2 separate regions of the Homo sapiens genome follow, and region 2 is linked to region 1. A link is a loop called in an ENCODE intact Hi-C map of the cell type or tissue named here. Cell type or tissue: tibial artery. All regions are shown on one strand. Links, peaks and the distances in the headings refer to the core of each region. The heading gives the core; the rest is flanking DNA.

Region 1 (12,163 bases), core at 4,750-9,749:
CATAATTTTCTCGAGATTCATCCAAATTGTTGAGTGTATTGATTTCTTTTTGTCCTTTTTATTACTGAGTGCTAGCCCATGAAATGGTGTATCACAGTTTTTTATCCATTTACCCATTGAAGTGGACATCTGGGCTGCTTACAGTGTTTAGCTACTAGAAATAAAATTTCTTTGAACATTTATGTACAGGTCTGTGTTAACATAGGTTTCCCCCTCCCAGGATAAATGCCCATGAATGCAATTACTGGTTGCATAGTAATTGCTTGTTTACTTTTATAAGAAACTGATGCTTCTTTGAGAAGCTATGCCATTTTACTTTCCACCAACAATGCATATGCAATCTTTGGATTTCTTTTAGTTTCTGACATTCACTATCATCTAGTATTTTAATAACTGCTTTTGTGTCACTTTTAACACTTAATTGCTAGGACACCACATTAAAGTCTTTCTCATCTTTATCTTGCAACTGATGTTTTACAAAAAATTTTCTTTTTTCTTTTGAGATGGAGTCTCACTTGTCCCCAGGCTGGAGTGCAGTGGCGCACTCTCAGCTCACTGCAGTCTCCGTCTCCCTGGTTCCAGCAATTCTCCTGCCTCAGCCTCCCTAGTAGCTGGGATTACAGGCGCGTGTCACCATACCTAGCTAATTTTTGTATTTTTAGCAGAGATGGGGTTTCACTATGTTGGCCAGGATGGTCTCGATCTCCTGACCTTGTGATCTTCCCTCCTTGACCCCCCAAAGTATTTGGATTACAGGTGTGAGGCACGGCTCTCGGCCTACAAAAATTTCTTTATGGGAAAATATTTGGACATCTGAAAAATAATTTCCGGGTAATAGGCAAATATCTTCATTGTCTTCAATTCTGTAGTAAGATTTCATATATACAAAGGAAAATAAAAAGCACCCACTTAAGAAAAAACAAATTAAGAATATGCTTTTATTCAATAAGACTACAGTGTATGAGAAAACCTGACGGAAGTTCTAAAGATATTGCTATACTTAAAGGTTTCTCAAGGTGGAACTTTAAATTCCCAAGACAAGAACTAATTTAGTGACATATTAAGACATTTAAATACCATTGCTAAATGAAAATAGCCCCAAATTAATTTTTCCAAAATCGAAAAAGTATCTTTATTTATAAGTCAATGCTTATTAAAAGAGCAGTAAATACAAAAAAAGTATAAAGAAGAAAATAAAATTAGCCACAGTAGTATTCACACACAAAAAACTGGCTTTCATACATTCATGACTTAAACGTCTTTGTGACTAGAATGAGCTGGTTTGGGAAGAGAGAAAAGTGGTTAATTTTAAGAAATGGGATTAAAGTGAAAGGACTGTAAACTTAAAGCATTACTGACAGAATGTAGTGAGCACAGACTCAAAGCAAGAAGAGTTATCATGATGCTACCTTAACTGTTCAGTAACAACCTTAGATTGCTGGCTCCAGCCTTGTATTGAGGCCTTCAAGCCAGCAAAGTTATAAACTCTTTTATTAAATGCCAATTATTTAGTTTCTTGTAGTGACCAGTGTCGTGCCTGACTCAGCACCTTCTAAACTTAACCATTGTGAATTGAGTTTATGAAGGCAGTGTTAGAATGTAAAGATGAAGGAAACATGTATACCTCTTAATTTAATATGGAAACCTCAGGTATTATACAAAACCAATCCTAGCAGCACTGGAAGAGGAGCAGTATAAAAATGAGTTCACTAAAGCAGTGCCAGATTGAATCATCTAGCTATTGTGTAATGTTAGCTTGAGGATCATCTATTGCTTATTATTTCACCAGTGGAGAAAAAGAACCTATAAAATTAAAAGAAAAAAAGGCTTTCTCCTAGGTGTCTGTGAGAGAACAGAGTTTAAAGTAAATCAACACTTCACTGGAAAATATTTCCCTAGTTGTTTCCTCTATGGACAAAGTCCTTGAGGAATCAGTCATGTATTTCAAGTGTCAGCAGAGCTTAGGAGAACAGCTGAGCTTCATAACTCTTAGCATTTTATTTATTCACAAGGAAATATTGACTTAAATTAGCTAGATTCTGTCTTGGTGTCACTTGATTCTCTAGACTTACACAGAGGTTGGAGAAGGAATTTATGCAATTCAAAGACGCCAACTTGTCAAGGAGTAAATCAATGTGATTTTCACAAAGCCAGTTTTACATAAGGCGTCTTGTAATTCTACAAGAAATATGCTATTTTCCTTTCATTCCATTATAGAAATATAGAAAAACAGTTATAATAAATTAATATATGTTCCCATTCTCATTTTTCTTTGAGCATAGGTAGCAACATCGATCCAAATGATTCAAAGACTTTAAGTTGACCCATTCAACTTTATCCAAATTTTGAAGAGAATAATATGCCTGAAGTTGAAAATCAAGGGCACATTCCTTCACATTTTGCCCATTTGAAAAAAGGGGACAAAACCCATAAGGCTCTATACAGTTTTTCTTGATTAGTTACAGTCTTTTAAATTATTTTAAAATAAAAGCAATAAGCACTTTTAACTTAATCTTTGTATTCAGCCATAAGAACACACTACCTGTTCTTATGTACTGAAGCCTCATTTGAAGATCCTATAATCACTGCACTTTGGCATTGTATGGAAATCTTAATAATTTTTTAGTTCAGGATTTACATTTATCACACTTTATAAGTAAAACACTCAATGTGCTAAGCAGTGTGTCTAGTTTAAGTAACTAATAAGTGGCAGTCAAGGCTAGAATCCAGAGTACCTTAGTTGCTACTGCTAGTGTCCCCACTAGCACTACCTTTATTATGATTATTATTGAGACAGGATCTCACTCTGCCTCCAGGGCTGGAGTGCAGGCTGTAGTGCAGTGCCTCCCCCAGCTCACTGCAGCCTCGAATTTCTGGGCCCAAGTGATCCTCCCACCTCTGCCTGCTGAGTGATTGGGACCACAGGCATGCACCACCATACCCAGCTAATCTTTTAATTTTTTTGTAGAGACAGGGTCTCCCTATGTTGCCAGTGCTACCTTTAAATACCCAGTAAAACACATTTAATTCTTTCTGTGGCACGTAAAACTTGGAGTGGCTTGCATGACCCTTTCGCCTCTACCCTGAACTTTTATATTCATTCCCTGTGTAATCAATGCTCTCCCCTTGAGTTTGGACAAGGCACACAACTTCTCATTAGTAAATATGGCAAAGGTGAAGGGCTATTGCAGATATGCAATTTAGATGCCAAATAGGTTGATTTTGAGTTAGTCAAGAGGGAAATTATCCTGGGTGGGCCTGACTGAATCAGGTAAAAGCCCTTACAAAAAGAACTAGGCCTTCTCTGAAGTTAGAGATTTTACATAGGAGAGAGTCTTCTTGCTGGCTTGGTGATGCAAGCAGTCAGGTTGAGGAAGCCTAAGTTGCAGGGAACTGTGAGTAGCCCCTGGGAACTATGGATGGCCTCTGGTCCCTGAGGTCAGCCTCTAGCCTCCAATCAGCAAAGGGTGGGGGCTTTCATCCACACAGACCAAAGCAATATTAATTCTGACAACAACTTGAATGAAACTAGAAGAAAAATTTTCCCCAATCAAACCTACAGATGAAAATGCAACCCGGCTGATAATACATGACCATGTAAGATCTCAAAGAGAGGGCCCAGATAAGCTATAACTGGGCTCTTGATTCATAAAAACTGGGAGAAAACAAGTGTGTGTTATTTTAAGCTGCTAATTTTGTGGTAATTTGTTACTCTAATATAGAAAAGTAAAGCGCTTTGTAAGTGGAGTATTTCCCCGTCATACTTGAGAGTAAAATATGCTTTTAACCTGTTTGTGTATAACACATAGAAATGGTCTGCTGTTTTGCAGTCTTGCTTCACACATCACACCCCTTCCTCATCACTGCACAGTCATATCAGAGCTCCTGCCAGACCGAAGAAGTGATTGTTTCCTCAGGCAGTGATTTGCAGATGTTTGATTTTGCAAAGCAGGATAATTTTAAAAAATGTTTTGGCCACAGACATAGTGTTACCAAACTTTAAATTAACTGCATAACAACATTTTAAAAACACCAGCTACTATATAATTATTTTATCATTAAAAACCAAAATATAATACCAAAAAGCTTAGTAGGGTTAGAATCTCAGAAAGAAAAGAGTCTTTCTCACGAACAAAGAGCTGGCAACTTACACACACACACACACACACACACACACACACACACACACACTCCTTAATATTCCCATTTTGCCATTGACCAGAATAAACAGAGCATTGTCACAGATTGCTACCAGACTATACACAATGTCATTTGGAAGCCAATGTTGTAAGAAGTTGTTTTAAAAACCACTGGGTAGAGCAGATGGCATCCTCTGCTACTTCGTTCAGGCTGCTTACTATCTTTCAAGATTAAGATGCTTTTATGAAGGAGTGAACTAGAAATGTACAAGCTGTCTTTTTATACCCCACTAATTATACTTTTATAAAAATATTTCTTCATCTACAGAGCACCTCTTATTTGCCACATACTATTCTACATAGTCAGTATCTATCATGTCACTGAGTCTTCATTAGAGTCCTGTGATTTGTATTACTATGATAATCGTCATTTTGCACATGGGAAATCTTACGTAGCAGGGACTTGACGAAAGTGAAGTGATCTTAAGTTATTTAGCCCACACTTTTAAACACTATGTTAGAATGTTACATGGAGTCACATTTTGCCTTGTGTATATTCCTTTTTGTCCATATTGATTTCACACATAGATTAATCTAGAAAACTGAATGAGCATTTCATGGAAAACAGGATATAAGACAAGTATGAAGGCATATAAAAAATTACGTGCCATCTTGAACAGATCTCTACTGACAGCATATTTGAGAGAGATTTTCGATTTGAGGATCTCAAACATGGAAGTTCAGAATAAAACTTAAAGGACAGCTTTTCAATAATATAATGGTGAAACCAATGGAAGAAATCAGTGGAGAAATAAAAAGGGGTAAAGAAAGACGAGAGAATGTTGAGGGAAACACTAATTAGTAATAACATGGTTGAGGTTCCTCTTGGAAACCACCCAGAATCTAACTTGAACTCAGATTCAACGAAGATTTATTTACTGTTCATTTTGTACAAGCACTGTGCAAGGCATTGTTACATGTTTTCTAGTGATTATCAGAGTCATAAGCTTGTGGACTCTCGAATCAGATGATCTGGCTTTCAATAATATATCTGAGATGGTATGCAAATAGGACAATATGGGACTTCTTTTTTTAAAAAATCAAATATTTGGTTATGAATAATTTTATGTGTCAATATGGCTAGATCATGGTACTCAGTTGTTTGGTCAAACACTTGTGTAGATGTTACTCTAAGACTATTTTTCAGTTGCGATTAACATTTACCACCAGTTAAGTAAAGCAGACAATCCTCCATAATATGAATGGGTCTCATTAAATTTGCTGAAGGCCAAGACTGAGGTTTCCCCAAAAAGAAGAAATTTTACCTGCAGACTGCAACATAGAAATTCTACCTTAGTTTCGAGCCTTCAGATGCAAGACTCTTAACTGCACCTCCAGCCTGTCGGCTTGCCCTATTAATTTTGGACTTGTCAGCTCCCACAATTATGTAAATCAATTTCTTAAAATAAATCTCTGTATATATGTATATCCTATTGTGCCTGTTTTTCTGAAAAACCCTGACTAATACATATGCCAGCTGAACTAAATGCCAGTTCTAATTCTCCAAAATCCATTAAAAATCCTCATTTTTATATTATATGTGATAATCCATATATAATATACTAAATGTAATTAAGCATCTAGTCTGTGTAATATTGGTCTCAACAGTTTCCCCACCTGTAAAATAAGGACTAATTATAGTATAACCTTCCAGAAAAGTGGGAATTATGTGAGATGTCAAGTGGGTAGCATAGTGCCTGACACACCTAAGATTTCATTAAATAGAAGCTGTTTTGTTATCCTTAAAATAATCCCACAAAAAAATATTATTTAGAGATGAAAAAACTAAAGCTGAGAGAAGTTTAAATAGCTCTTAGGATATTAAGCCACTTATTTTGACAGTGAAATGATGGTTACTTTTCTGAATATAGCTTCCTTTTTCCTGAGTTTTATTGATCTTCAATGGGATAAATGTGCTGATGGCTGAAATACTGAAGTTTACATGAAGAATAATTGAAAAGAGATAAGGAGTAGCACAGGGTATAAAACAAGTAAAACACAATTTGTAAAAATGATCATTGATAATGAAAATGCTTTAGGATTGATTCACATATACGCAAATTTTGGTGGAACACTCACTAAAACAGATTTTCAACATTTAGCAGTCAGGGTTGACACTGGGATTATTGTAGAATTCTGAGAAGTGATCAAAATTGAGACTTGTAATTTCTTTCCACCTTATGTTTTATGGATTTGGTAGAATTTGGGAGTGAAATATAGACCAAGACTATGTAAATATTTTAAATCTGGCTCATATTTTATTATATATATAAAAGATGATCAGTGATGTTAAGCACCTTTCATGTGCCTGTTTGCCATTTGTATGTCTTCTTTTGAGAAATGTCTATTCAGAGCTTTTGCCCATTTTTAAATCAGATGATTACTTTTTTTTTCTGTAGAGTTGTTTGAGCTCCTTGTATATTCTGATTATTAATCCCTCATGAGATGTACGGTTTGCAAATATTTTCTACCATATATATGTAAAATATAACATGTAAAATAATCAGTTTTAGAACAAATTTAGGTTTCATTCTGAGGAAAAGAAATTACAATTTAGTTTGGGAGGTATTTTGGGCAAAAAAAAAAAAGTCCTATATTATCCTATCATGTACCTTATCACAGATCACTGACAATATAGAACAAAGATGGTCTTGTTTATTTTATTTGTTTAATGTTTATTGCAACTTTAATTATAATTGTACAAAAAGAGAAGAAAACAAAAATTCCCTACAAAAAGATAATGGTCAAATGCTTATTGTACTTTCCTATGAAATTATTATAATTATTTTGCTTTTGATAATCTGTGTTTAAAAATTTTTAATTTTTAATTTTTGTGCATACATAGTAGGTGTATATATTTTTAGGGTACATGAGATATTTTGATCCAGGCATATGATGCATAATAATTACAACAGGGTAAATGGGTATATCCCATCACCTCAAACATTTATCCTTTCCTTTTGTTACAAACAATACCATTATACTCAGTTATTTTTAAAAGTATAATAAATTTTTGTTGACTGTAATCACCCCGTTGTACTTTCAAATACTAGATATTATTCATTCGATATCGGTATTATTTATTTTTATTTTTATTATACTTTAAGTTCTAGGGTACATGTGCACAACGTGCAGGTTTGTTACATATGTATACATGTGTCATGTTGATGTGCTGCAACCATTAACTCGTCATTTACATTAGATATATCTCCTAATGCTATCCCTCCCCCATCCCCCACCCCACAACAGGCCCTGATGTGTGATGTTCCCCACTCTGTGTCCAAGTGTTCTCATTGTTCAATTCCCACCTGTGAGTGAGAACATGCGGTGTTTGCTTTTCTGTCCTTGTGATGGTTTGCTTAGAATGATGGTTTGCAGCTTCATCCATGTCCCTACCAAGGACCTGAACTCATCCTTTTTTATGGCTGCATAGTATTCCATGATGTATATGTGCCACATTTTCTTAATTCAGTCTTTCATTGATGGAAATTTGGCTTCTTTCCAAGTCTTTGCTATTGTGAATAGTGCCGCAATAAACATACGTGTGCATGTGTCTTTATAGCAGCATGATTTATAATCCTTTGGGTATATACCCAGTAATGGGATGGCTGGGTCAAATGGTATGTCTAGTTCTAGATCCTAGAGAAATCGCCATACTGTCTTCCACAATGGTTGAACTAGTTTATAGTCCCACCAACAGTGTAAAAGTGTTCCTATTTCTCTACATCCTCTCCAGCACCTGTTGTTTCCAGACTTTTTAGTGATCACCATTCTAACTGGTATGAGATGGTATCTCACTGTGGTCTTGATTTGAATTTCTCTGATGTCCAGTGATGATGAGCATTTTTTCATGTGTCTGTTGGCTGCATAAATGTCTTCGAGACTTCATCCACTTTTTGATGGGGTTGTTTGATTTTTTCTTGTAAATTTGTTTAAGTTCTTTGTAGATTCTGGATATTAGCCCTTTGTCAGACGGGGAGATTGCAAAAATTTTCCCCCGTTCTGTAGGTTGCCTGTCCACTCTGATGGCAGTTTCTTTTGCTGTGCAGAAGCTCTTTAGTTTAATTAGTGTAAGTGTTATTTTTGTACCCATTAACCGTCCCCTTTGCTCCCCTGTCTAGTACTCCTCCCAGCCTCTGGTAAGTATCATTCTACTCGCTATCTCCATGAGTTCAATTATTTTCATTTTTAGCTTCCACAAGTAAGTGAGAACATATAATGTTCGTCTTTCTGTGCCTGCATTATTTCACATAATATAATGTCCTTCAGTTCCATCTCTGTTGTTGCAAATGACAGGATCTCATTCTTTTTCATAGCTGAATAGTACTCCACTGTGTGAATGTACATTTTCTTTATCCATTCATCTGAGGATGGACATTAGGTTGCCTCAAAATCTTGGCTATTGTGAATAGTGTTGCAATAAACATGGAAGTGCAGATATCTCTTCAATATGATAATTTCCTTTTTTTTTTTTTTGGTTATATACCTAGCTGTGGGATTGCTGGAACATATGGTAGCTCTATTTTTAGTTTTTTGAGGAAATTCCAAACTGTTCTCCATAGTGATTGTACTAATTTACATTCCTACCAACAGTGTACAAGGGTTCCCTTTTCTGCACATCCTTGGTAGAATTTGCTGTTGCCTGTCTTTTGAATAAAAGCCATTTTAACTGGGATAAGGTGATCTTATTGCAGTTTTGATTTGCATTTCTCTGATGGTCAATGATGTTGAGCACCTTTTCATATACCTGTTTGCCATTTGTATGTCTTCTTTTGAAAAATGTCTATTCACATCGTTTTGCCCATTTTAAAATCAGATTATTAGTTTTTTTTTTTTTTCTGTAGAGTTGGTTGAGCTCCTTATATATTCTGGTTTTTAACCCTTCATGAGATGTGATGTACAGTTTACAAATATTTTCTTCCATTCTGTGGGTTGTCTCTTCACTATGTTGAATGTTTCAAAGATGGTTTTATTAATGAAAAAATACCATGGGTGTATATTTCTCCATAGTTCATAGAAGCAGAATGGGGATGAATTCAGGTGACTGAAAATGTTATTATCTTGAATAAGCTTAATGGATCTATTTCCTAATGTAGTAAGTCTTTTCCATTGCTAACTTTGGTGATTTTTATTATTAAACAAAGTCAATATAAGATGTGGTTGGTTCATCTGGATTAAAATACATACACATGCCAGAATCTATTACTCCTTTTTTATGTTTATAGAGATCCACAAAAATTGATGTGAAGAGCCAGTTTTCTAAAACTAATAGCGGAGAGTGTCATGCAAAGATTTGTGACTAAATGTGTATACTTATAGCTTAATGCACCCTGATTGGGAGAGCCTTGTGAAATATCACTTTACTGGGGGAGGGAGGAGTAGTCACATATGATGGTCCACAGTTAAACACACAGCTATGCCTACCTATACAAGATAAAGATGAAGCACATGGAACATTTCCTTGGAAATGTGAAAGGGAATGACCCCAGCTTAACCTGAGTCAGTTTTGTATTCAAATAGTCCCTCTGTGTACATTTTCTCCTTTCTCTCAAACTTGAATGAGCTCTAAAATAAATATCTATTTACATTGAAGCCATTGAGCATTTATCTACCTGACCATAGCCTAGAAATAAGAGTGAATAAGAAAAAGGAAAAAGTTTACGCTTTGTATTTTGTAAATGTATGCTAGATTTCTATACAGATATTTTCAAGGGCCTTGACATTTTCAATGGCTTATGAGATATTCTAAGACCTTCATATAACATTTGAGTCCTTGAAATCAAATTTATTGGCTTTGGAATACAAAAAAGAACCCATAAAATCAAAATGAATAAATGTTTAATTAAATGTCTGCAAGACATAACATTATGTAAACGTCATTAATTATTAAATTTAGTATTCATAAAAGTTTTATTGAATTTGAAAACAGTTTGCTGGATATATTTTTTCCACTTCGCAAGAATTTCTGAGTTCTGCTGAAAAATCATGGCCCATCCTTAATTATATCATAGTTAAATAATTTCAAAAACAAAATTACAACATTCCTTTCCAGAATTTTGCAGTAAATAATTAATGTTGAATGTGGGTGTGCTTTCATATGTTTGTTATGAGGCATGCTGTGGCTTCGAAAGGGCTGACCAAGTTCTTAAAACAGCTCCACTTTGAATTCTTCCATTGCTTGCTGTGCCATGATAGATAAGAAAGAAATACTTGGCTCATGTTCCACTTTTTTATTATAAAACCTTTCAAACTAGGGGAAGCCTTAGATTGTGTTCTCCAGAAGCAGTCTCTGGGAAAGGAGTTGTGTTTAGAAGGTTTTTTTTACTGGGGAGTGTTCTCAGGAGATACAGCTGCAGGAAAGTATGGATGGCAAAGGCAAAAACTATCAGCAATATGGTTGCAACAGAGGACCCAGTCGATCCTGCAGTGAGCTCTGGAGCTGGGATGGCCCTTCAGAATTGTGCCAAAATATTGGGGCAGTGGGATGGGACTTTATTTATTTGTAATTGAAAAATAATAACTGTACATATTTATAAAGTACAATAGTTTCAATACTCAATATATAGTGATCAGATCAGGGTAATTAGCATATTTCAATACTCATAATGTTGAGTGATCAGATCAGGGTAATTAGCATAGCCATGTTTCAATACTCATGATGTATAGTGATCAGATCAGGGTAATCAGCATATCCATCATCTCAAATATTTATCATTTATTTGTGTTGGTAATGTTCAGTATTCTCCTTCTAGTTATTTGAAACTATATATTACTGTTAACTATGGTCATCCTACAGTGCCACAGAACACTATAACTTATTCTTGCTATCTAGATGTAATTTTGTATCCTTTAACAAATCTCTCCTTATTCCTCCTTTCCCCCACCCTTCCCAGCCTCTAATATCCTCTGTTCTACTGTTTACTTACATTAGATCAAATTTTTTTTAGCTTCCACATATGGGTGAGAGCACACAGCATTTAACTTTTTGTTTCTGGCTTATTTCACTTAATATCCTTCAGTTCCATCTATGTTGCCATACATGACAGGATTTTATTCATTTTTATGGCTGAATAATATTCCATTTTGTATATGTTAATTCCATATCTTGGCTATTGTGAATAGAGCTGCAGTAGATGTGAGATGCAGATGTCTCTTCGATCTTCTTTGCTTTGGATAGATTCTCAGTAGGGGGATTGCTGGACAATATGTAGTTGCATTTGTAGTTGTTTGAGGAACCTTCATACTGTTCTCCATAGTGGTTGCACTAGTTTACAATTGGACTGGGGCCTCTGAGTCCCTGAATTAGTTAGCTGTCGGTCTCATATCTCCTCTGGGAGGTGACATAACCTTTGGCAGGCAGCTCTTGACAGCTGACAGAAACACTTTAGGGAGGGGATCAGGACACAGAGGATCACAATATGTATGCACTTATGTACTTTAAGGAGTATTAGATTTCTCACACCAAAATTCAGCCCATATGCTGTGGTTATGACAAAGGTAGATTAAGGAGAGCTAGGATTTCATCCAGTTCATGAGTTTACCAGATTAATACATTGGTGATGATGTGTTGCTGGAATAAGGGTGCCCTTAGTTTCTACTGATGTTTAATATTTAAGTGTGCACAGTATGCTTGATGAAGCTACCAATACAATATTAAATGTTCAATGACATCCCGAACATTCTAAATTCAGTTATTGGTATTTTATGTGATCATGTAGAATTCTGGGTTTAATCTAATTTAGTCAAATCATAACCCATAGTTATTGTCTATTGAGCATCTATCACTGTACTAGATCCCTGAATGCATTATATTACTCATTTCTCAATTTACATCTCCCATGTTAAAAATAGAAAGCTGATGTCTAGAGAGTTTATACAACTTATCCAAGTTTACACATGGTGTAAGAGATGACCAAATATCTTTGATTCCAAAGACTTTTTCTCTGCCAATTTACCATGTTGCC
Region 2 (12,163 bases), core at 2,833-7,832, 390 kb before region 1:
AAATAAAATGCTTTGGTAAAGAATAAAATGTTTCATGCAAATATGCATTAATAATACTGTGCCAATAATATCGAGAGCAGTTCATGTCACAATGCAAATCAGAAAAACAATCTCAGGAATTTCTGAGTTAAACAGATGACCCTGTTCGAAGTACATAGAGGGTTGGGATGGAAACCGATAAGAAATGGAAGGTGGTAGTACAGGAATAGCAACCATTAGCCTCAACAGCCTATAAAAAGGATTCCATCTTTAGAGGCAGAAACTAGTCGCTTCCTACTGAATTTCTGGAATCCTAAAATGATGCATTCTCATCTAGCATCATCCCACAACTTCAAAGCAGTTTGTTCATTATCATGCAATTTCAGCAAATCACATCCTCTTGATACGATTTCTGATCTGGAAATTCAGATATTTAAATAACTGTTCTCCAAATTCCTATTTCTAAAACTGCTTCAAAATTCCTAAACTTTCCCACAGTTATGAGAAAAATGTGTGATCCTTGATGGTCATCACTTCATATTCACTGTGATTATCTTTGCTCTCTCAGAGAATGATGTCAGCAAAAGTTTCCTTTCACCACTTGCGGGTATCTATGAAACTACAATTTTACACAGGATGCACTGTCAGACAGCATAGAACGCCTTCAACTCCTGAGGCAATGTTGCTTTCAAATTGCTAAATTATCTTTTAAAAGATTCACCAATTATGTTGCAGGAAAAACACATGTGGTTTAGAATATAAATATTTACAACAGATACTGAGATTCAGAGGTGAAAGAATGAATAGTGATGTGATGTTTTCTCCCAAGAGACATTTGCCATGACTGAGACCACTGCCAAAGAAAGCTTTGTTCTCCATTCCCTCTGTGTTCCTGCCTGCTGAGCTCTTCTTCCACTAGTCATTACAACTACTTCTTTGGATAGCTTATGACTGTTGAGCAAATATGGCATTTGTGCCTTACAAAGCTTTCAATTTAACAAAAATTTCTCAAATGCACAAATGTACTAATTCTAATTACCAATATCTTATATTTCACACTGCATGTCTACTAGAGAAAAGATCAATTGGCCAGAAAGCAAATTAATCTCATTAAAATCCTTAATGTAATCCAGTACAGTAACAAGGAGATTAAATGTAATATTGAAACATTTCTTATAAATCATATTTTATATATTAGATACTATGATTCTTTTGTTTCTACTGCATAATTACACATATATCATTTTGAATAATTTATATTATCTATTTAAAATCTATTTAATTAATCAAGAGAAATAAAGGAAAGAATGAAATTGAAAAGAAAAATTTATCTAAAAGCCGTATGTAAGAAGCAAAAGCGCTAACACTGGAAAACCAATGTTGAAAAGAACCCACAGTTTTCAATGATACCACCTGTTCCTCCTTGAAAGCTAATTAAAATACACCTTAGGAAACATAATTGCCTACAGCTTTAATTACATCTCTTCCAAGAATAAAGGGCTACCACTCCCAGGATATGTTTTCTCACTCAGCTACTGGTGTGTCTTCTCTCGTGTTGAATCTCTTTCTGACATCATAAGTGACTGCCCACCTTTCCATATATGTGCAATCATGAGATTCAAAGCCTGTATCATTTCAGAACCTAGTAAATTCAATAGCAATTTTATATTTATACCTATCTCTACATTGAGTATATATACACACAAACATAATGTACGTACATCTATATACTATATATGATATTAAATATACACACACAGCTACAATTATACTACCTAGCAAAATACAGATACTATATAAATACATAAACACACATACACACATAAATACATACAAATATGCCTATACTTCTATATCTATGTCTTTCCATTACCAGAACAAATTATGATATGCATCTGTTGGCAAATACATTGTTTGACATTCAGAACTAATTTTCCACTGGAAACAATGTCCCAGACTAGCCCATGGCAGGCTTACAAATCCAACATGTAGTCGAATGATTGGCCTCACGGGACTGATTTGAGTTTCAGGGCCCTGGAAGAAGATATGCTGTGAAAGCAGCAGCAACACAATGGAGGATAGGAAAGGGAAGAGGAGAAAGAACACATTTTCCTATATTTCCTAGGTTCAAAAATTTGAAACAGTCACTTTTTGGTATTCCTCCTCTCCCTTCCTTCACCTATCTCCTGACTTTGTTAGTGCCCTCAAGTGTCCTCCACATTCTGCCTGTGGCCCTCTACCAAGGTTACGTCATTCCCAATCACGCCTCATGCCAACACATCCACAGCTTCCCTGATCAATCATCCATAGACGCAGACACTCAGTGTAGATGAACTCTTTTAGATGTTAGAAATCAGTTTTTAGTTAATGGTAAAGTCCGTATAACCAAAGCAAACACATTTTATTTACATGTTTGTTTCTTAAAGAACATGCTTACTAATGCAAATAAGAAACTGAGAGAACTATAGCTAGCGAAGAAAAAAAAAGAAAGAAAAAGAGAGGGCATAGATGCAGTGGGTTACAGTTTTACATATTTTGGAACAGGCTAGTTTGAAGCAACAGTTTAACCAAGAAGCTGCTAGAACTTGAGATAATTCTGTTATTCCCAGCCTTCTCTTTTTCCACTGAGAGAAGCACCATGTCTTTAAAAGCTTTTGTCCCTCAATCTGTACCTCCTCCCCATCTCCATACACACACGTATCTAGACTGCTTAGGAGAAGCTTCTCCAACCAAGATCAGGTTAGCAGCAGAAGAAAGTGGTGGTGCAAAGCCGCCAGCCCTGAACGATGTGCATGCGTCATATAGACAAGTTGCTTTTGTAGAGATACCCCACTGCAAACATTCTTTTAAAGATGACCTGAAAATTCCCATCCTTGAATATAAATTCATTTCTCCACTGTCATTATTGTTTCTAGCAAACTACTTAATATAAAAAGCAACTACAGCAATAAGAATTCAGTGATTGCCCTTCCCCACTTAAAATACATAATATCTACTGTTTTCATTATTACATTCTTGGAAACCAGTACATTACTTCAGCTCTAAAAGGTGCTGAACAACCGACTACGGTAGGAGAAGACAATGGAAATCTCCAAAAAGTTCTACAAACATTTCCCACAAAACATGCAAGGATTTTTTTTAAACCCTTAAATATGAAAAATCACTTCATAGCCCACATTTATGAACATATGTACGTAAAAAATTCAATGAGACAGCAAAATAGCGATATAGACACCTTTGTCATTCAGTACAAGCTAACCACACAATGTGCAGAATGTATGTGACTCATCAAAACATAATAAAAATGCATTATGCATTAGGTAAACAACAAATAGTGTTTTTGCACGAGAGAAGTCTAAATAAGAATGTAAATTTATTTATTAAACCTCTTCAATGAGACTTCGACTCCTACCGGGATATACCCATTCTTAGCATGACAAACAAAAACTAACAACAGGAGTTCCCAGGGAGGAAGCCTGAACTTGGGCTTTAAATAATTAACACCTTTCAAAGAAAACATAAATGTTTGGGGGGATACATATCCAAATTACACCAATATCACACGTACCCCCAAAATATGTACTATGTCAATAAGAAATAAATTAAAAACCCCTGTGGTACACAACATATACATTTTTGCAATTAAAAAGAAAACTATATGAAATTATAAAAAACATTTAAAAATAATTAACACCCTTTTTTCCCTTAATTTATGCCTATGGCAATTTGTTGTTAGCAGTTAAGCCAAAATGTTATCCTAGTGTAGCAGGTGATGTACAAAGCTCTTTCTTAAAACATTGAACAGAACATCACATTTAAGGAAAATTAAGGAGGCTGAAATGGGGGAGGTCTGAGTATATTTTCATTAAATATCAAAGATTTAGTAATACTAATTACATGTTTTCTTCCCACTCAGTTAAGTGTATAAAACAGATATTCACTATTTTAGCTCTTCTAATGTAGGCCTATCATAGGTTTTTGCTGTTCCTTTCTGAGTTGTTGTTTATTTTTTTGTAAGCGAGTTTCTGCTGTTGCTATTTTGTTTTCAGTATTTGTTTCAAGCATTCAAGACTATGACTTGCAGGTTTCCCAAAAAAAGTGTCTAAAGGCTTTTAAACCTGGGTTCTAGAGAGATGAGTTTTAACAATAACTCCAACAGTTACCTTAATCACTGCCTTAATAGGTCCACATGATTTTCCACATCTTAACTTTTGTAAGAGGAATATAAAAAAAGAGCAGCAGGCTTGGAAGAAAAGGTGGATCTGGCTTAAGAAGGCATACCACTTTTGAGTGCCACACACAAAGCTGTATTTTCTGCATGTGCTGTGGTGTCTCTCTGAAGGAATTCTCTTCAAATCTGACTTTGCATTCATGATTTGACTGTCAGGTTTGAAAGCAAAATTTATGAAAACATAGGGAGAATATAAGACCCTAAAAGTTAAGCTTCTTTGAAAAATGTTAATTCATAACTTGGATAAGCCTCTCTCTTTCATGGAGACACTCCTTTCTCAAAAAAAAAAAAAAAAGTGTATACATAAGTGAGAGAGAGAGAAAAGGAAATTACAGAGGACATCAGTTGTTTGCAAACAGTTCACTTTTTTCAGGCTGGTTTTAATAAGCCTCCAATTCAGCTCCAACCTGACTCTCAGAACCCACCTCCTCTATATGTCATCAAGGAAAAGGAGGAAGAAATAAAATTTAAAAGTCCTTCTTGCCAGTCCTATGGCAGGTCATATTTTCCAAAGATGCACATATCTCACGCCATAAGGTCTCCTTCCACTAGCAGTGGGGAGTCTATTCCCTCCATTTGAATCTGGGCACAGGGTTGTGACAGCACTGGCCATAGAGTATGCTGGAAGTGATGCTATGTGAGTTCCCAGCTAAGTCGCAAGGAGACACGGCTTCTGCCGACTCTCCTTCTGGCAGTCTTCATTCTGCCTTCTTCCCTTTTCTTCCCCGACCAGAACCAGGAGTCCTGGGCTAAGACGTAAGGGTTCCAACTACTCCGAAGCTGCCATGCTAGAGAGAACTCATCAGGAGACCAAATACAGACAGAAAGGGAGGTGTCTGAGGAGTCCTAACTGTACCAGCAGCGAATGTTCAAGAGGTCCCAACATCAACCAGTGGGCTTGTGAGTAGGTAAGGTCAGAAGACTCCAGCTACCCACCCCTCCTTAGAGTCTTCTCATTGCAGCTAAGATATGGTGGAGCAGCGAAAAGTCATCTCTGCTGCGCCCTATCTGAATTACTAACCTATAGAAATCTGTGATAGTAACAGATGTCTTTTTATAAGCTACCAACGTTTTGTGTCATGTATTATACACATACAGAAGCTGAAACACTCCCAATGTGATTGCCAGCAAACCCAATTCTCTGCAAAATAAAAACAAGTATTATGTCCCAAGAACTATATTTTGTATATCATCACTTCTCCTCACAATGATTTTGTAAGCCATCTCTATTTTACAAATGAGCAATACTGGGCTGGGAGAAGCTAATAAGGTGCTCAATGTCACACAGCTGACAAGTGAACCAAGATTGGAACCCAAGTCCCTCTGACTGCAAACCCCATGATACTCCTCTTTCCTTCAATGATATCCCTCTTTCTTTCCCCTACAAGTTCACACTGCAGAGGAAATCATGTGACTAAGGTCTCAGTTATAGTACTGGGCTCAGTAAAACTAGCCTCACTCATTTCTTCCTTTCCAACTAACCTACACTGAATCCTATCATTTACAGACTAATACACAAATTATAGTAATTTCTATATATGTTGAAAAATAATAAAAGAATGAGGGAGCTATGTTAAGATTGATTAACAGGAAACTATTTACAAGAAGACACCTATTTAGAACAATATTAAGGGTGCCTGCTGTGTTTTGATTTTAAGGGTTACAGATTGCACTTTGACAAAAGTGCTTCTACGAATTATAATTATATTCATTTACTTCCCAATGAATATTTTCATTCAAAGGATTTTACTGCTCTCTGTGGGCATATGATTAATATGCATGTGCTCAAACAATATTCACAAACTTCACAATCCTAGAGAGAGAAAAAACAGTGATCAGCTTTCCCCAGTCCGAGTAAATTGCTTTGAGTGAATTTCTGCACCTGTAAAGATGCTCTTCTGGGGATGGGCTGTGTTTGCATCCGGGGCTGGATGTCAAGATGCCCTTCTGTCCTGATATTTTTCAAGGGCAACAGCATTACATTGTTATTCCAATGGACAGAGCTCATAAAAAGACATCCTTATATTCTGGAGCCTTTAGGAGAAAGCTTTTCTTTGGCAGTGAATGAAAACAAAGGCAAAAGATGAAAGGAACCATCTTTCAAAGGAAACAAAAAGGCCTCTACAAAGAAGTGCATAAATGTAGAAAGCAGAAAAAAAAAAAAGGTACATTATATTTGGCGTGAGAGTAGAGACAAAGCAAGGCCCAATGGAGCAATACTCTTTCTTTACAAATACTGTCAGAATTTTGGGGAAAAAAAAATCATTTTTGAAGGTTCCAGGAACAAAACCAACAGACGAGAGCTTAAAATATACACAGCCACAATGTTTCCATTTTGTTGGAGTTTCAGAAGAACTCCTGTGGGCAAACGCTGCATGTAAAACAGACTGGGTGTGATGTAACTATATCAAGGCAACAAACACATCAGGAACAGTTGGAAACCAGCCAATACTTTGGTTTTATATAATGTCCATCAACTGGTTGGGCTGATTTTTTACCATAAATGGCCTGTTTTAAAACTGACTGAACAGTGGACTTGAATAAATAGTGTACCAAACTAACACCATAGAGAAATATACAGAATCAAAGGTGTTCAAGAATGTCAAGCAACAGCACAGCCACAGAAGAGGTACAGGCCGATATTAATAAACCAAATCTAATCACATTTTCATTTTCCGACTGAAATCTTTCCCAAAGCAGTACCTTTACATACAGTGCTTTTTGTTAAAAATAAATAAATAAAAATAAAATGCCAAACGAGCACTAGGCTCCTCTTTATTATGTCTTTAAAAATAAAAGACTCAAGCCAGATTGGACAGTTTTCTTTGAAATTCTAGTTTCAGCTGCTTTCAGCGGCTCATTTTGAGAAACATCTGTCCAGTCTGGCTCTTGGGGAGATGTTCAAAGACAAGTGTTCTCATCTGAATGCTAAGGGACTCTCCTAAGGGAGTCAACAGTCCTCTGAAAGCAAGCAGAAACTATCAAAACATCTATAACCCTTGAACTTCTTTATCAAGTTCAGTGCACAGCGTACAATATGACTCAATTTCATCTTTAGTAAAAAATAAAGTTTGTCTGCTTCACTGCCACCTTTAAGACATCATGTTGTTTTCATATTAAAAACTTAAAATATTCAGTGACCAATTAATTTGGAGGCAAAATTGGCCAAGTATAAAGTTATGCAGGGGAGAATTCAGATTTGAACACAGCTAACTTGGAATCTGAGTTCATGTACAACATATGTATATACAAACCCACATGTTGCATTTGTGAATGTAGGCACAGAGTGAAAATTCTCCATGTTTAGGTCCACAACACAGAGCCATGTCACGAAGAATTAACACATGTTCTAATTCTCACCAGAAGTGATCCAAATAGGTTAATGAACACCTCCTACATTTCAGATATAATAATATACATTGTCACAACAATTTCATAAAGTAGGTAATAGCTCCATTTTAGAAATAAGTGAAGGGGGGTCAAACAAGCCAAAAATGTGTCCATGTTCACATAGTTGCAACTGGCAAAGCTAGGATCGGAACCAGAGTTATTTTGACTAAGAGGTCCAGAAACTTGGCTCTACCAAGCCACCATCCAAGTAGAAGGTTACCAAATACCAAAATGAGGAAATGGTAAAATATTATCCATGAGTCACTGAAACTACATAATAAAAAGGAAGCCAAAATAAGTTTTGACGCATTTAAAGCTAACTCTCTAAGGCATGGGTTAAAAGTTGAAAGCTAGCTATCAGAAGTTTAATTTTATATTCTCTCAAGTAAGAGAACCAAACAAAAGTAGATCAACCAGACCAAACTTTTAAAACACTTTAACTTCTCTATGAAGCTAATGTGTAAGATATGGTATTTCCCCCGGGGGAGAAGAGCCTGTGTAACATTGCTTTTCACTCTCATGATTGAAAGAAAAATCAATTAAAATTATCCTGGGAGACCTTTCATACCATTCCAAAGAGCCAAGAAAATGCTGGATACATTCTGAATGCAGCAAACACTAGACTCTCCTAAAAAATATTCCACATATATTGTTTGCTAAATCAAATTCAGTCCTTAGATTTTACAGGTTTAAGAGAATCTCTGGAATACATGGCAGAAATCAGAAAAAAAAACAAGCTTATCCTACATTTGGTTTCAAAGCGCTTTCTTTCAAGATCTCCCAATTTTTCTATGTTAAAATTTGTGATGGCTTCTCTCAAAACTCTGCCAGAAATTTATGAGGAATGAAAAAACTCTTCTAACAGATTCAGAAATAAAACTATGGCATTTTCAAAGGAAAACCAATATGAATGCCTTTTAAATAAAGTTTGGTAAGGACAACACAAACCGTATGTTCCAGGTATGTGATGTGAACCACATGGTCTGTGAGGCTTCTTGCACTTGATATGCTCCTCCTAAGGTGCCAACATCAACAAACAACAATGTGTACTGTGACTGAAGTTACAGCCAAGGTCGGATGGAAGTGTGGGCTCTGTTAGCCTTGATCTAATTTTTTAATGTCAAGCAAGAAAACTGACATTTTGGGGTACAATATTGCTATCCAAAGCAAATATGTGGAATGGAAAAAAGGCAAATATTAAATTCTGAAGTAAACAAAATAAGAGGTCCTTAGGTAAAATAAGAGTTTTTTTTTTTTTCTCAACTAGTCTCCTTTTCTCAGAGTAAGTTTCACATTTTATATACTACTCATATTCCCTGAGAACTTTACGTACATCAGTGTCTACATTTGGAGATGATGAGGTTATTTGATTTAAAATTGAGAGGCCTTGGTTCAAATCTTTGTCTTTGATAATCTATATGTATAATGTCCCAAATAATCAGAAAAATAAACAATTGAGTTATATCACTTTTACAGTTTTTTGAAATTCTGAATGCCTACAAAATTATTCTTTATTACAATAAAAAGTTCGCTATATAATGACAATATGAGAGTTATGTGGCTTAAAACAATTTTTATTTGCATAAATAGTCATCCTAGTCCACTTACTTGGCGAGTGATCAGTAATTTACAATGCTGAATAAATGTATCGTTTTCATAAGGGACAGATGTATTTTTATTTTTCCTTCTTATCCTTCTCATTTCCCTTATCCCATTATTCTTTCAGTACATAAGATCAAATGATGAATACACTGAGTTATCCAGATGTGGTTCAAAAAGGAAAAATATAGCCAGGCGTGGTGGCTGACGCCTGTAATCCCAGCGCTTTGGGAGGCCAAGGCGGGCGGATCACAAGTTCAGGAGATCGAGACTATCCTAGCTAACATGGTGAAACCCCGTCTCTACTAAAAATACCAAAATTAGCCGGGCGTGGTGGTGGGCGCCTGTAGTCCCAGCTACTCAGGAGGCTGAGGGAGGAGAATGGCATGAACCCAGGAGGCAGAGCTTGCAGTGAGCCGAGATCGCACCACTGCGCTCCAGCCTGGGCGATAGAGCGAGACTCTGTCTCAAAAAAAAAAAAAAAGAAAAAAATATATATAAGATGGTATCTGGATAGCAATAAGTTATAAAAAAAGAAAGTTATGTAAGAAGAAAAACATTTAGTAAACACGTATTCTTCAGGTTTCTTATTCATAACACACAGGCCATAATAACCCTTGCAATGGATACATTCTTTTTGTAGAACACCAAGCTATCCATCCATAGTCAAATGAGGTTATAGGAGATTTACCAAAAAATATACATCAAACTACATTCAGTCTCAATTTTCTCATCCATGAAAAACGAATGGTTTTATCCAAATAATCTCTAAAGTCCCTTGCAGGCCTATGACTTTATCACTCTAAACATCTATGCCTGTATTCATATCATTAGTACCATCAACACACATGAATGCATTTGAAGAATGTTCTAAATTTTATAAATCAGGGCATGAGAAACTAATACAGGGGCAAAAAAGAGGCTCTTCAAAATTATGGATTAGAAGCAGGATGGATTCATTAATGTTTTTAATTTCACTCCTCCTGAGAAATGGAGATGTCTAAATCAGGCTGGGCAATCACTAAAGTGACTCTGAGAATCATCCTTACAAAAAAACTTTCTTGTTAAAATACAGCAATATGATTCCACCTCTAATTGATACCAATATCATTATTAAAAAATAAAAATAAAAAATAAACTGTGTGGATAGAAAGATGAAAACAAAATCAGAGTAAGAGTATATGACTACAGAGAAGGGAATATTTTCCCTCTGTACTAATTAGTTCATTTCTTGCTACCTGAAGACTTACTGGGTTAATCTGTGGCACCACAGTGTAGTAGTGTTTTTACACTGCTGATGAAGACACACCCAAGACTGGGAAGAAAAAGAGGTTTAACTGGACTTATAATTCCACATGGCTGGGAAGGCCTCAGAATCATGGTAGGAGGTGAAATGCACTTCTTACATGGTGGCGGTAAAAGAAAATAAGGAAGAGGCAAAAGTGGGAATCCCTGATAATACCGTCAGATCTCGTAATACGTATTCACTACCATGAGAATAGTATGGGGAAACCACCCCCATGATTCAAATTATCTCCCATTGGGTCCCTCCCTCACACATGGGAATTATAGGAGTACAATTCAAGATGAGATTTGGGTGGGGACACAGCCAAACCATATCACACAGGATGTAATATCCTATTTGGTTCATCTCTTCTTTAGAATATTACTGTTTTTCTACACTTTGAGTGAAGAGGGAATACTTATTTGGATAGAATATTTAAAATTTGGGCCAGGCACAGTGGTTCATGCCTGTAATCCCAGCACTTTGGAAGGCAAAGGCTTGTGGATCAACTGAGGTTAGGAGTTCAAGACCAGCCTAGCCAACATGATGAAACTCCCATCTCTACTAAAAATAAAAAATTAGCTGGGCACAGTGGCATGTGCCTGTAGTCCCAGCTACTCAGGATGCTGAGGCAGGAGAATTGCTTAAGCCCAGGAGGGGGAGGTTGCAGTAAGCCAAGATTGTACCACTACACTTCAGCCTAGGAGTTACAGCGAGACTCCATCTTAAAAAAAAAAAAAAAAGAAAAATTAAAAAAATTCCTCTCCTAACAATTCTAACTCCTTCTGCAACAAAGTCACAAAGGTAGGATATTTTTTCACATATATGACTTTACATAATTTTCTTCTTTAAAATATTTAGATTTGGCCGGGTGCGGAGGCTTGTGTCTGCAGTCCCAGCACTTTGGGAGGTCGAGGCGGGCAGATCACAAGGTCAGGACATGGAGACCATCCTGGATAACGCAGTGAAAAGCTGTCTCTACTAAAAATATAAAAAATTAGCCGGGCATGGTGGTGGGTGCCTGTAGTCCCAGCTACTTGGGAGGCTGAGGCAGGAGAACGGCATGAACCACCAGGAGGGAGAGCTTGCACTGAGCCAAGATTGCACCACTGCACTCCAGTCTGGGCGACAGAGCAAGACTCCGTCTCAAAAAAAAAAAAAAAATTAGATTTAATCATATGGTCAGTAATTTATCCATAGGGGCTAATTTTATTCAAGAGAACACAATATGTTTCTCATAAAATGGAGCAAAATGCCCAAAACGATGTTAAAATTAAGAAAGAAGATAGTAGGTAACTGACAGAGGGGGGAGAATGAAAAACAAAAAATGTAGAGAAAAGACATAAAAAATATTAATTTCACAATAGTGAAATCTACTCTTAGTGAAAACTAAGAAAACTCTTTTAGCAACTTAAAAATATACAGGACATTACTTAATTTCAATTTTCAAAATATGCCAAAGGACTTTGAATATTCAAGTACCTAGACCTCCCTTTTAACAGACAATTTTAATCTTGAATATTAAGCAGACTTAATAATTAAGTGGAAAAATGGATTTGACTGGGGCATTTCTGTCTTTTCCTCCATCAAGGGAGGTATTAGTAAATTTCACAAAAGTAAGCCTCTGAGAACATGTGAAAGAAAAAATTATCTTTCTCTCCTAAGAGTTCAGAATGGAA

The links. Peaks named below come from ENCODE experiments on the same cell type or tissue, not always from the same donor. Only the 100,000 strongest peaks of a DNase experiment are listed, where the experiment ranks them.
Region 2: a loop joins it to region 1, with 6 times the contacts of the local background. A loop is called at or near these places in 1 of 110 quality-filtered maps.

What each region holds. Positions count from the first base shown.
Region 1 is chr9:9,068,132-9,080,294 of GRCh38, forward strand. The region is part of intron 10 of PTPRD (protein tyrosine phosphatase receptor type D); the gene reads right to left. Among named protein-coding and RNA genes, the nearest start is that of PTPRD-AS1, 220 kb to the left of the region's middle. In tibial artery, for the core only: no CTCF peak of the experiment used is centred there; no DNase peak of the experiment used is centred there.
Region 2 is chr9:8,678,897-8,691,059 of GRCh38, forward strand. All of the region lies in intron 12 of PTPRD (protein tyrosine phosphatase receptor type D), which reads right to left. Among named protein-coding and RNA genes, the nearest start is that of PTPRD-AS1, 170 kb to the right of the region's middle. In tibial artery, for the core only: no CTCF peak of the experiment used is centred there; a DNase peak (open chromatin) is centred at 4,925.